Regions from separate parts of the Homo sapiens genome. Here region 2 is linked to region 1. Evidence: chromatin loops called from intact Hi-C (ENCODE). Cell type or tissue: PC-9. All regions are shown on one strand. Links, peaks and the distances in the headings refer to the core of each region. The heading gives the core; the rest is flanking DNA.

Region 1 (6,624 bases), core at 1,396-3,895:
TATCTTTCTTGTGCATTCATCATTGTTATAATTTCCGAATTTGTCTTTAGCATCAGCAAGATCTAGATTAAAATTTAGATTTGCCTTTACTTTTCTGAACCCAAATTTATTTATCTGATAGGAATAATTATATTCCTTAAAAATAATTTTTATTTCAAAGTCATAAAAAATAAAACAATATTCAATTACAAGAGATATCAGGTGCTTACAGAGCAAGAGTGTTTTTACTTGATTGAAATAAGGACATATCTCTGGCAGTGAGAGTCTCTGCTTTTATTTGATTGGATTAGATTTAATTCTATTATCAGGAATACTGTGTTCTATAAATGTTAGTGCAGCTACTATTTGCATGTTTCTGAGTGAAGTACTTAACTAGTTTAGGTTTCCATTTATTATCCTCAAAAAACAAGTTCATTTTCCAAATATAAAATTCAATACAATAGTTGGTCGCCAAGGCAGAACTACCTAAATGTTCCAAGATGCAAAATCCCCACTTAGTGGCCACTCAAGTCGGTCACATCACCCTTGCTACTGGGCACAGCTGAAAAGGCCCTTGTGCCATAAACACAAGTCCTTTTCTCATGAATGCTTTCTTACCTATTATTCTGTCAAATTAGCAATATATTAGTATAAACCCAATATAGTTTAGTCATTCCTGATAGTGATATTTGATGCAGTCCCATAGTCTCAAAGAAGACAATTTACTGAATTTATTAACAAAGTTTAAAGGGTTTTCTTAAGAAAGGAAAGAAATGAGCTAAATTTGTTGTATCTCCTTTATTATAATCTTCATTATGTAACTCCTTTTAAAAAAACTTTTAAAGTCAAAGAACAATATAGGCAATATGCTTTAATATATTTAGTAAAGTCTACTTTGAAATAAAATTTATGAATTTAGGTGAATTTGTTAATTATTGGTATAATATTTAACATTGCCACCAATTTAAAACTTATTTCTCCATAACTTGAAACAATTTCAATCTGACACTCTATTAGAATGTTATATTATGTAAATATGTTAATTATCAGACATACTTCCTTGGTTCTAAAACCTATATCCCTGTTCTAACTCATGAATTACAAACCAAAACATTAAGTAATAGCAGAAATGTAAGAAAATAGGTATATGATTTGGTTAAGCCCATTGATTACATTAGCAATTAAAGTAAAAGAGGAAGGCAAACTTGTCATCACATTTCTAATTTTATCATATACCAGACATACTTTGACTGTCTTTACTATCATTTTGCTCTTTTTTTCCTCTCTTTTTCTGTAACACACTACATTTATGTGTTAGTGGTAATGGCTTATAACACATTATTTTTCCCTTCATATCTATGGAATATTGATTCTAGTTTGTTGTTAACTTTGAACTAGAAAAAATGATATTCAGATATATATGAGTATATATGTGTGTATGTATATTTGTATGTGTACTAAATTTCACAGACTGCATGCATATGTTTTAATAAATCAGAGGGGCTCACATAATTCATCTAATCAGTTGTCTAATCTTAATAATAGAGAAACAGAACCCAAGAGAAATTATATCCACAAATATATTGTGAAAGTGTTATTAATGAATGTGATCATTATATGTTGAGTTCAAAGACAGCTCTTTTAAAAAAGCCAAACCCAAGATTCTGTTTTTCACATGATTGTAACAGAATTAGTACACAATGCCAATACATGACTGAATGGAAATCAGCATATTCCTTAACATGCTGCAGTCAGCATTATATAGGAGACACCTATAACAGCACTTACTTAAAAAAAAAGCTGCAATTGTTTGTGGATATACTCATATTTTTTTTTTCCTTTCACCAGACCAATGCTGACTTTCAGTTCTATTGATCTAACATTTGTGTTTGAACTAGAACATGCACTGAAAATGTTGGATTCCATATTACTGCCTATACTGATTTTTATTGTCAGGTATCTGTATTACTGACTCTACACACACAGACACAGAAATAATTATAAATGTCCAATGTAGCCACCTTTTAATTTACTATCCTAACATGTATTCCGATTAGTACTTTAAAATTCTTTTTCTCAGACTTTGGTATTCATCCTATGTTGATATAAGATAGTTTTTTCATTTTCTTCTTTACGTTCGTATCTGTTACTATTAGCTGCTGTATGGAGTATGTTTAATACAATAAAAAATAAAGTGATACCTAAAATTTATAATCAGAATAAAATGTTACCATCTTTATACATCTTTTACACTAATATGTTTTCTACAAAGCAGTACAGTTTTATTTTAGACATATGTTCATGATGTTTCAAAAACAACAAGAAACTATCAGAAAAATGAAAAATAAATTTGAATTGATATATATATGAGTGTGAATCCCTTTAAAAATATAGATCCTATACATATTTATAAGAGAAAAACTTTAGAAACTCTGATTTTTATTATTCTGTTGTTTCAAGCTTTCAAGTTGAATCGAGTTTTTCTTTGATCTAAAAGGCAATTTATTTTTATCAGATACTAATTGTTTTAAAAAGATTTAATTTGTTAATATACTTTAAGGATTTTGTGATATTTTTAATAATTAAATGCCCAATAAGAGTTAGAATAAAAAATTAACTTTACCGTCAAAAAGGAAGATCTCCTGCACCCTCTGCTGCTATGTAAATGAAACTGCAGGTTATTTATTATAAACTTATTTTTATTTTATAAAATAAAAAAAGAAAATAAAAAATTTAAGAAGATTTTTTAAAGATCTTTTCAAAGATTTTTTAAATTTAAGAAAATAAAAAATTTAAAGAAAATAAAAAATTTAAGGCAAATCCAGTCATTTTAATATACAGTAAACAAACGAACCATTATAGATGTCTCAAAAGAACATGCATCTCAGATATATAGTTTACTTAAAAATAAGTAAAATATAAACTGACAAACTAGCTTTGAAAGGAAGAGGTATAATGGCATCAATTTGTTATTAATGAGAAAAAGTCATAATGCTACATACTTCTAAATCATCATATTACTTAAATTTATTAACCAACATACAAAAATCTATTGTGGTTTATTGTTTGTAATATGGAAATATTAAACATTAAAAAGATTGTGAAAAACCTGGAGTGAATTATTTGTGTCTTATGGCTCACTGCCATTTTAGATGAATTATTGTGTTGTTAAAATAAATTGACTTTTTTTCTAAGAGGCAGGAAATAGCTTGCAATAGTGAAACCAGATAGAATCCGAGCTGTTACAAAAGTTGATCCCAATTTATAAACAGATACCACTTGGATTGAAAATCTATATAAAGTATAAATTTTACTATTAAAATGTAGTTTAATAAAAAATAGTCTTGCCGGGCGCAGTGGCTCATGCCTGTAATCCCAGCTCTTAGGGAGGCAGAGGCAGGAGGATAGCTTGAGCCTAGGATTTGAGACCTGCCTGGGCAATATAGCGAGACCCCGTTCTCCATAAAAAGGAAAAAAAATACAAAGTCTTTATATTATTTTAAGGATTCTTAGCACTTCCATATGTTTTATTTATTTAAATATTTTATATTAAACTATAAAAATTGAAGCAGTTATTAAAACACTAGGAATTGATGTTTGTATTTTGTCGAACTTGGTGAAATTATTTTTAGAAAAGGCATTTTCTGATATGTCCAATCTCCTATTCCTTCCCAGTGGAAACCACTGTTAATAATTTTTGTGTATCTTCCAAGTTGCTTTTAAGACATTTACATGCGTATTTCTATATCCTTCCATATTTTGTAGTTTTTAAATAGGCTATATATCTCATACTCCCTTATTTTGATTTTTAAAGTCTTAAATATAAAAGTAATTCATGAATTCATTCTGATTGTTGAAGCATCGTATTACATATAACACCATGTCCCCGTTGACGACAACCTCAATTCAAAGGCCCTCTTTAAGGGTAATCACTGTTAATGCTTTGAAGTACATCCTTCAAGATTTTTTTCAGGAAGAAAAAAAATCATACACACATATGATTCTGCAGAGTATTTAATATTATACATACTATTTGATAATAAATTTTGAATTGACATAAAATGTATTCCGAATAGTATATCACTTACCAATTTGATTTTATTAACACAATGCCTTGGAAATTTTTCCTTTGTTTGTTCATATCTTTGACCTTATATGTTTAGCTCTTATATATTATGCTGTGGAATAAATAGACCATTTTTAGAATTTTAAAAATTCTCATATTAATGAACATTTATATTATTTTATATTTTCACTACAATAAGCCTGAGTATCCCTGTACATGCTTCTTTGAGCAGATCTGTGAGTATTATTCTAGGGTAAATGCTGAGAAGTAGAATTATTTTTTCATTTTATACTTTGATAAATAATTTTAATTTTTAAATGACTTTAACAATTTGGATTTCTTTGTAAATGTCTGTCCATATATACTACTTTTTCACCAAACCTGATATTATTAAGTTTTAAAAAGTTATAAATGAAAAATATTGTATTTATTTCTGGTTGATAATGGAGTTGAATATCTGCTCGTAATGTTGATTAGTGATTTATATTTCCTTTTCTATAAATTTCCTGTTACTATTCTTTGCTCCCTTTTATTCTTTGTGTTTTCTGTTTCTTACTGGCTCATAGGAGTTCTTTCTATTTCCCCGATTACTAATGAGTTTGAGTATTTTAAATATATATTCATTGGTGATTTGTATTTCTTCTTTCAGGAATTACTTGTTCTTATTCTTTGCTCACTTATTTTTGATTTTAGATTCTTTTTCTTATTGATTTATAGTTCTTTATATATTCCAGATATTAATTATCTGACTGGCATAGGATACCAAAGACCAGCCCCTGTCTTAATGTATCAATTAGTGCTCCAGAGCTTTCCCATGGGATCAGTCTGAAGCTAGTGTCCAGTTTTGACCACATCCTGGCTTAGCTTCTTATCCACATATCCCCAGTGTCCCCATCTTATTAGACTTTCTTTCTTTAATCAGCTTCTCATGTTTGAACAAGAATTCCTTACTCAGGCTCTGCTTCTAGGAAATCTATCCTGGACCTGTGATGACATTTTTTTTGAAATCAGTGTTTTAAAATCAAGCCAATTCTCCAATGGAAGATATAATTATAAAAAAAAACAACTGCTCTTTACTAATAAACATATATTTTAAGATGTGTGCTATCCTCTTTAAAGTTGTATTTTTGTTATACTGACATTGCCACCGCTCAACAAATTTATCAAATTCAGCTTTTGGAAATCATGTTCAGACTCTGAGACAGTCTTTGAATGTTCATAATATTGTCAGTTCTTTGCTCCCTGACTAAACTATTTTGTTGACAGTGAACAATTATTCAGTCATGTGCAGTCAAAGTGATCAATGTGGTCAAATATTTTGAAATTATTTGTAACAGACGGTTTTAAAAATGAGAAGTGTCTGTTCATATCCTTTGCCCACTTTTTGATGGGGTTGTTTTTTTTCTTGTAAATTTGTTTGAGTTGTAGATTCTGGATATTAGCCCTTTGCCAGATGAGTAGGATGCAAAAATTTTCTCCTATTCTGTAGGTTGCCGGTTCACTCTGATGGTGGCTTCTTTTGCTGTGCAGAAGCTCTTTAGTTTAATTAGACCCCATTTGTCAATTTTGGCTTTTGTTGCCATTGCTTTTGGTGCTTTAGACATGAAGTCCTTGCCCATGCCTATGTCCTGAATGGTAATGCCTAGGTTTTCTTCTAGGGTTTTTATGGTTTTAGGTCTAACGTTTAAGTCTTTAATCCATCTTGGATTAATTTTTGTATAAGGTGTAAGGAAGGCATCCAGTTTCAGCTTTCTACATATGGCTACCCAGTTTCCCCAGCACCATTTATTAAATAGGGAATCATTTCCCCATTGCTTGTTTTCCTCAGATTTGTCAAAGATCAGATAGTTGTAGATATGCGGCATTATTTCTGAGGGCTCTGTTCTGTTCCATTGATCTATATCTGTGTTTTGGTACCAGTACCATGCTGTTTTGGTTACTGTAGCCTTGTAGTATAGTTTGAAGTCAGGTAGCGTGATGCTTCCAGCTTTGTTCTTTTGGCTTAGGATTGACTTGGCAATGTGGGCTCTTTTTTGTTTCCATATGAACTTTAAAGTAGTTTTTTCCAATTCTGTGAAGAAAGTCAGTGGTAGCTTGATGGGGATGGCATTGGATCTATAAATTACCTTGGGCAGTATGGCCATTTTCACAATATTGATTCTTCCTACCCATGAGCATGGAATGTTCTTCCATTTGTTTGTATCCTCTTTTATTTCATTGAGAAGTAGTTTGTAGTTCTCCTTGAAGAGGTCCTTCACATCCCTTGTAAGTTGGATTCCTAGGTATTTTATTCTCTTTGAAGCAATTGTGAATGGGAGTTCACTCATGATTTGGCTCTCTGTTTGTCTGTTATTGGTGTATAAGAATGCTTGTGATTTTTGTACATTGATTTTATATCCTGAGACTTTGCTGAAGTTGCTTATCAGCTTAAGGAGATTTTGGGCTGAGACAGTGGGGTTTTCTAGATATATAATCATGTCATCTGCAAACAGGGACAGTTTGACTTCCTCTTTTCCTAATTGAATGCCCTTTATTTCCTTCTCCTGCCTGATTGCCCTGGCCAGAACTTCCAACACTAT
Region 2 (6,624 bases), core at 2,715-5,214, 810 kb before region 1:
AACAAATGACATGGCCACTCTTTTAAATCATCTCACTTAGATGCAGCCAGCTCTGTCAGTAGATGGCAGTCCTGACAATGTGATCTAAGGGAGAGTGAAGCAGGTGGGAACACCAGTTCAAAGCAAGTGGACCAAGCTGAAATTATGGAGAGAACTGTGATTTATTCATGGTCATTTTACCTACTTACTGTAGACTTGTGCAGAGCCCAAATTAAGCTGGTTGATTCATGCAAACATTTTAATAATTAGTTCTAGAAATGTGAAAAATCTTTATAATTCCTTTTATTAGTTGAAATTGTCCTATTTTCCTTGAGACCACGAACTAAAAAGAACATATGGTGACTTAATTTTACAATAAGCTGAGATTAGTAGAAGAATAGTGATAGATGATTTTAAAAATTTATAAACTCATAGACTGAAACCTCAAGATTGTGTTTGTTTGACCTAGTGTTTAAAACCCAAAACTTGATATAGTGGAAAAATGGTTAGTTATTGCTAGAATTAGGATGAAAATTAAATTCTAGGCAGAATCTCAAGTAGCATGTATATTTATGATTTGCAGTTGAATTATCAACTGAATTTAATTAGCTGTGAATATTTTGGGGCCTATATATTAGGCATTTCAAAACTGTTGTTTCTGTATTTTGTTGACAGGTCACAGAAAGGATTATTTCACACTTTAAGAGAAAGTGACTCAGGGTTGTTGGAAGGTGGGTAAGAGTGACTAAGTCTGGGTGAAGTTTCCTCCTGCCTCTTTGCCTTTTCCTATGCTATTATTTTCCCACCTTCCATAGTCCGGGGAGATGACCGATGGATTCCCAGGATACTCCTTTACTTACTACAAGTGATCAAGGAAATTCAAGGACTGAATATGATAAAATATATTTGGGGAGGAAATGTAAAGTATTTTAAAATTGACAGTAAGTATAAGAAGTAATTTCTGAGGGCAAAATGGTGGTTGTCTAACAGGGGTGCCTGGTCCCCGGGCCATGGACTGGTACCAGTTTGCGGACTGTTACGAACTGGGCGGCACAGCAGGAGGCAAGAGGCAGGTGAGTGAGCATTCCCACCTGAGCTCCCCCTCTTGTCAGATCAGCCTTGGCATTCGATTCTCATAGAAGAGTGAACCCTATTATGAACTGCGCAGGCAAGGGATCTAGGTGGTGCATTCCTTATGAGAACCTAATGTCTGATAATCTGAGATGGAACAGTTTCATCCCCAAACCAACCCTGCTGGCCTGTGGAAAAATTGTCTCCCATGAAACCAGTCCCTGGTGCCAAAAAGGTTGGGGACCACTGGTCTGTAATTTGTAATATTGAGAGAAATTGGGGAAAACAAAGATTTTTCAGAATCCAAAGTGTAAACTGATCTAGTGTAAAAGATTTATAGCAAATAACAGACCCAAAAGCCTTAGTTTAAGGCCAGTAAGAAATCAAAATCATAAGAAGAATGAGGCTAGGGTAAACCCAACCCAGGAAAATAGCTCTGAGTAGACGCTAAAAGGAATTTGACTTGAGAGGCAGATATGGAAACACTTCTCTACCATGATCTAAGGATCTGAAATGAGCAACTCAATTTTCCTGGTGAAAATATTCAAACTCCATCGTTTGCAATTCAGTTCCCTTTATGAGATGGCCCAACCTCTGTTTGTTTCCTAGTCACTTCTTTCATAGCCAGTGTGTATCCAATGAGTAGACCTATGGGCCACTCTTGTCTGTGCTTTCCTGCTGCCATGGTGACATGAGTTTTGAATTTCTCTTTACCTAGATTACCTACACCTCCACTTTGAAAATAAACACACTGCTCATATTTGACCAAATGGATCAGTTTGTCCATAAAATTTCCTCTGATTCCCTCAGCTGGAAGTACTCTTTCTTTCTAAATCCTAAATTCATGCTAAGTACCTCATCTGGTCGCTTAACGCATTCTGTTTTGGTTTCAACTGTTGATGCATTCTTTTACTACGCTGTAAACCCTTAAGAGATAACATATATTTTATTGTTCATAGGCAAGCCAACCTTGCTGATAAATATTCACAGAATAATTAAGATTACCATATATAATTATTATCACATAATTGTTAAATTAAATATGTAATTACTAAATCACATAATTATAAAGATAATCATGTATGTATATATGTATTTATTGACATGGGTTAATCCTTTCAAGCAGGTTATTGGGTCTCAGGGTCATTTAAATAAAAGGATATTGAGGACTGAAAAGGAAGTCACAATAGGAAGGGAATTGCTTAATAGTTCAACCTGTTCATGTAACATTGCACGAGACTCTAGTTTTGTTTATTTCAACCATATATGTTTTTTCTCCTACCATGAACTTTGAAATGGCTGTCTGTCTACTAGATTACAATGCATAAGAAGAATAAGATTAGAAGAATAAGCATTTTTGTTTGTTTGTTTGAACTTGAATTTTAGGTTCAGAGATACATGTGCAGGTTTGTTATATAGGTATGTTGTGTGTCATGGGGTTTTGGTGTAAGATTATGTTTTCACCCAGGTAATAGGTTGAGTACCCAATAGGTAGTTTTTTGACCCTCTCCCTCCTCCCATCCTCCATCCTCGAGCAGGCCCTAGTGTCCATGGTTTCCTTTTTCTGTGTCCATGTGTTCTCAATGTTTAGCTCCCACTTATGAGAACATGTGATATTTGGTTTTCTGTTCCTGTGTTAGTTCACTTAGGATAATGGCCTCTGGCTCCATCCATGATGCTGTAAAGGACATAAACTCATTCTTTTTATGGCTGCATAGTATTCCATTGTGTATATGTGCTACATTTTCTTTATCCAGTCTACCATGGATGGTCTTTTAGGTTGATTCCATGTCTTTGCTATTCCTATCAAACTACCAATGACGTTCTTCACAGAATTAGAAAAAACTATGTTTGTTTTTTAAGAACTGGAGAACCATAGTCAACTGGGGGAAATATCTTCTCACCTGTTAACAGGAGTGGGTGAGACTAGGCTGTTTTATAGAACTTGAGATCTTCCTATTTTGAACTTTTCTTTGGGAGCTGGATGATTTTATCACCTTAATTGGTAAATGTGTCTTGCAGAATACCTGCAAATAATGAATACTCAATTAAAAAGTGGTTTACTTTGTTGTTGATTTACCATATGCCTCAGAGATTTTCCTAGTTATAATCAAGAGCTATGAAGTATGTAAGTGTTTTTCAAACCATCACTTGTGGAACAGAGCCAAAGGATTGAGATGGAGTGTAATTAGGAGTGTGTATAAATGATGCCTATTTTCTGGTGCATACTAGATAATTGTGCTTATTTTTTATAGCTAGAACAGCGACTAGAAAGTAAAGTTGACAACCTATTAGGAGCTTTAATTGCCTTTAAAATTCAAGTTCTACTGTAAATATTACTATTATAATATTGATAATATTTTAATCAGCCTTCAGATGTAGCTGTTTTTAAATACAAGAGAATGTACTTAAATATCCACCTTAATGTCATTCCTAATATTAGACCAGAGTTTTAGCAAAGTTATTAAGTTGAAATACAATCTTTAAACTATTTGCCAGAACATTAAGTTAGAATTTGCCAGTTCAGGTCAATATTTCTATGACACAATGCATATGGAAATTATTTAAATATCTTTACTTTTTAAAATGAGGACTATTTATATTGAGGAGAAATATCAAAAAAGTTATAGCATTGTGAATACAAAAAGAAGAAGAAGAAGAAGAAGAAGAAGAAGAAGAAGAAGAAGAAGAAATAACAGCTAGATACACTCTAAGCAGCTCAACTATCATTCCTAGAATGACTCCACAGCATTTTCCCCTTTGTACAGTAGATGTCACCAAAAGTTAAAGATGCCTGAGTAATAGATGCTCTTGGTACAAAGGAGAAATGTTTAACTATTATTTGAATCTAACGGTGAAAAATGCTAGAGGGCAAAACGTGCTTTTTCATAAGCATGTCACACTGATGCCTTTATCTATCACATGCAATGTTTCTTCCCATTGGACATATTCAACCCTCCTGAAAAGACAATGTATTTTATTTGTTTTTACGCTCTGTCTTTTTCTTTCAACCTTGGAATTCCATTTATGTTTTTTATATGCGGTCTGCAGGCTCTAAGAATTAAAAATATATCATTCATTAAAGGTAAATCAGCTAATTTCTATACACGTCTGAGATTCTCAGGTAAAAGGTGTTATGTGAGATGCATGCCTAATTGCAATATGTTCCAAATGATTGTATTTTTCTTTTAAACAGGGGCAGAAGACTCTCCATATACTATCATTAATGCCAACATCATTATATTAGAATATTATATCTGACAGTCAATTAAGGGTTGCTGGGAGCTGCCTTTCTCCAGTAGGAAGCACAGAAAAGGGAAAAGGGCCTTCTAGCACTTTCTCAACTTACTGAAGGCTGACTGATTCCAACCTTACACTGATAGTTTGATCCCAGGACAACAGGTGCAAAATATCTCAACCCCTGGGGCTAAGATAAGAAAGCTCAGGGGTGAGAGGATCCTATCTCCCCAACCTCTGCAACCACATACATTGAAGAATTCAAATTCAGTTGCCACAGCCCTAGGCCTCCTAGAAAAATTGAACTATCAACTAATTAGGGAGATCTAGGGGGCTCCCATAATGGGCCCACTCAGAAGACTTTTCAGATCACAGTCACTTCTCCACCAGTTCAGGGTCCCAAATGTTCTAATACAGACATCATCAGCTCAAATGCCTCTGGGATCCAGGCAAGTAACATAAATGTCTGAATTGGTCTAGACGGCTAACCCCACCATAAGGTATTTCAGTTCAAACTTTATCAAAGCTATTTCCACACAAACAAAAATCTGTAAGCCAGATTTCCCCCAGGCCCTTAGCTTTTGACCCCTGCTCTAATTGAATCAGGGTTTTAAGAAAGCAGCCAGGCCAGGGAGGTGGCTCATGCCTGTAATCCCAGCACTTTGGGAGGCCGAGGCGGGCGGATCACGAGGTCAGAAGATGGAGACCATCCTGGCTAATATGGTGAAACCCCGTCTCTACTAAAAATACAAAAAAATTAGTCGGATGTGGTGGTGGGCGCCTGTAGTCCCAGCTACTCGGGAGGCTGAGGCAGGAGAATAGCATAAACCTGGGAGAAGGCAGAGCTTGCAGGGAGCCGAGATTGCGCCACTGCACTGGAGCCTGGACGACGGAGTGGGACTCCCTTTCAAAAAAAAAAAAGCAGCCAAAGCATTTTGCGGGCAGACTGAGCTTGCATTCTAACGAAATTCCTGTGACAATTTTTTCATATAACCATATAGGTAAATTATAAAGAAGAGGAGAGTTCTCGTATCGATTTTTTCATATAACCATATAGGCAAATTATATACGAGAGGAGAGTTCTCGTATCAGTTTTACTTTCTCTTCACTAAGAACTTCGAGATGGTTTCTACTTAGAACAGCTGGGGTTCCATCTGGGTTGCCTTCGGCCTGGTGCCAGACCTTACTTAGTTCCTAGTTCTGAAATCCAAAACGTTATCAATTAGTTCAGTAAAACGTCCTGTCAAACGTTGTCTGTCTGAGTTAACTGCACTAGTGAAATATTTTATTGAATATTCTTTAGAGCACATTTATAATTGAAAAATGTTGTTTTTGGAAAAACAGTACAATGCAAATTCAGCTAGAATAGCTTATATTTCACTATTTTGAAATCACTGAATTCCAATAAAAGCTTGAGCAAGCTTTTAATCTACTGTCCTTCCCTGTAAATAAGCTACAATAAAAATGTGGCAAAAAATTAGACATAGCATTCACGATATTTCCACTCAAAACTTTTTCCACATTCTTTTCTATTCTTGGTAGCTATGTAAAGTTTTTGACAGTTATTTGCACTTAATGTTTATCAAATGTTGCTACAGAAGTCTCATAAATAACAATTTAGTTATTGCCCAATAATACTTCATCGAATTGATAGGCCAGAATTTAATTAATCATTTCTTATTGCCAAGTAGCTAGGTTTTTTTCCGTTATAAGTAAATCTGCAATGAATAGAAATATATTAGTTCTTTTAGATAATCTTTAGGAAAATTCCCTAGAGTGAGATTACTGCATTGAAGGAGACTTTTATGTAATTTTTGGAACCCAGAATAAAAATGGTTTCTAAAATGATATCAATGTACATATACACATTACCATAAATTATTTTATTATACACATTTATTATACACATTAGCATAAATTATTACCTTATTTTACACTGTGTATATTTATTAGGTATGTTTTCCAAATTTTAATGAAAATTTTATTTACTTTTTCAATTTTTTGTTTACTAATTTTTCCTTATATGTGCTTGCATTTTATCCTTTCATGTTTTTTTCTGAAAATATTTTATTAGCCTTTTACCTTTTATTTTGGTTACGATATATTTCATTACAAAGAAACAATGGTTATATGTAGGAAAATCTGTTTTTTTTTTTCTTTATGGCATCTTTCCCCTCTTTTATCAAGATTTTTAATGAGACCAGTTTCCCGCAAGGTTTTCTGTTAATTAGTTTATATAATTCTTCCTGGCAGCCAAGCTGTGGGTAACTTCCGTATTTAGTTATTAATCTACTAGCATTGTAGGGAGGGCATATGATAAAAATTACCATTAATAAT

What was found. Hi-C counts contacts between places; a loop is a spot of excess contacts. Peaks named below come from ENCODE experiments on the same cell type or tissue, not always from the same donor. Only the 100,000 strongest peaks of a DNase experiment are listed, where the experiment ranks them.
Region 2: a loop joins it to region 1, with 7 times the contacts of the local background. A loop is called at or near these places in 4 of 110 quality-filtered maps.

The regions. Positions count from the first base shown.
Region 1 is chr4:90,290,906-90,297,529 of GRCh38, forward strand. The region is part of intron 1 of CCSER1 (coiled-coil serine rich protein 1); the gene reads left to right. Among named protein-coding and RNA genes, the nearest start is that of CCSER1, 170 kb to the left of the region's middle. In PC-9, for the core only: a CTCF peak has its summit at 2,460; no DNase peak of the experiment used is centred there.
Region 2 is chr4:89,482,396-89,489,019 of GRCh38, forward strand. LOC105377328 (a long non-coding RNA gene) reads right to left here and starts at 3,164. Exons shown (of 4, transcript XR_938981.2): 1 at 2,955-3,164. In PC-9, for the core only: CTCF peaks have their summits at 3,799 (motif pointing right) and 4,013; no DNase peak of the experiment used is centred there.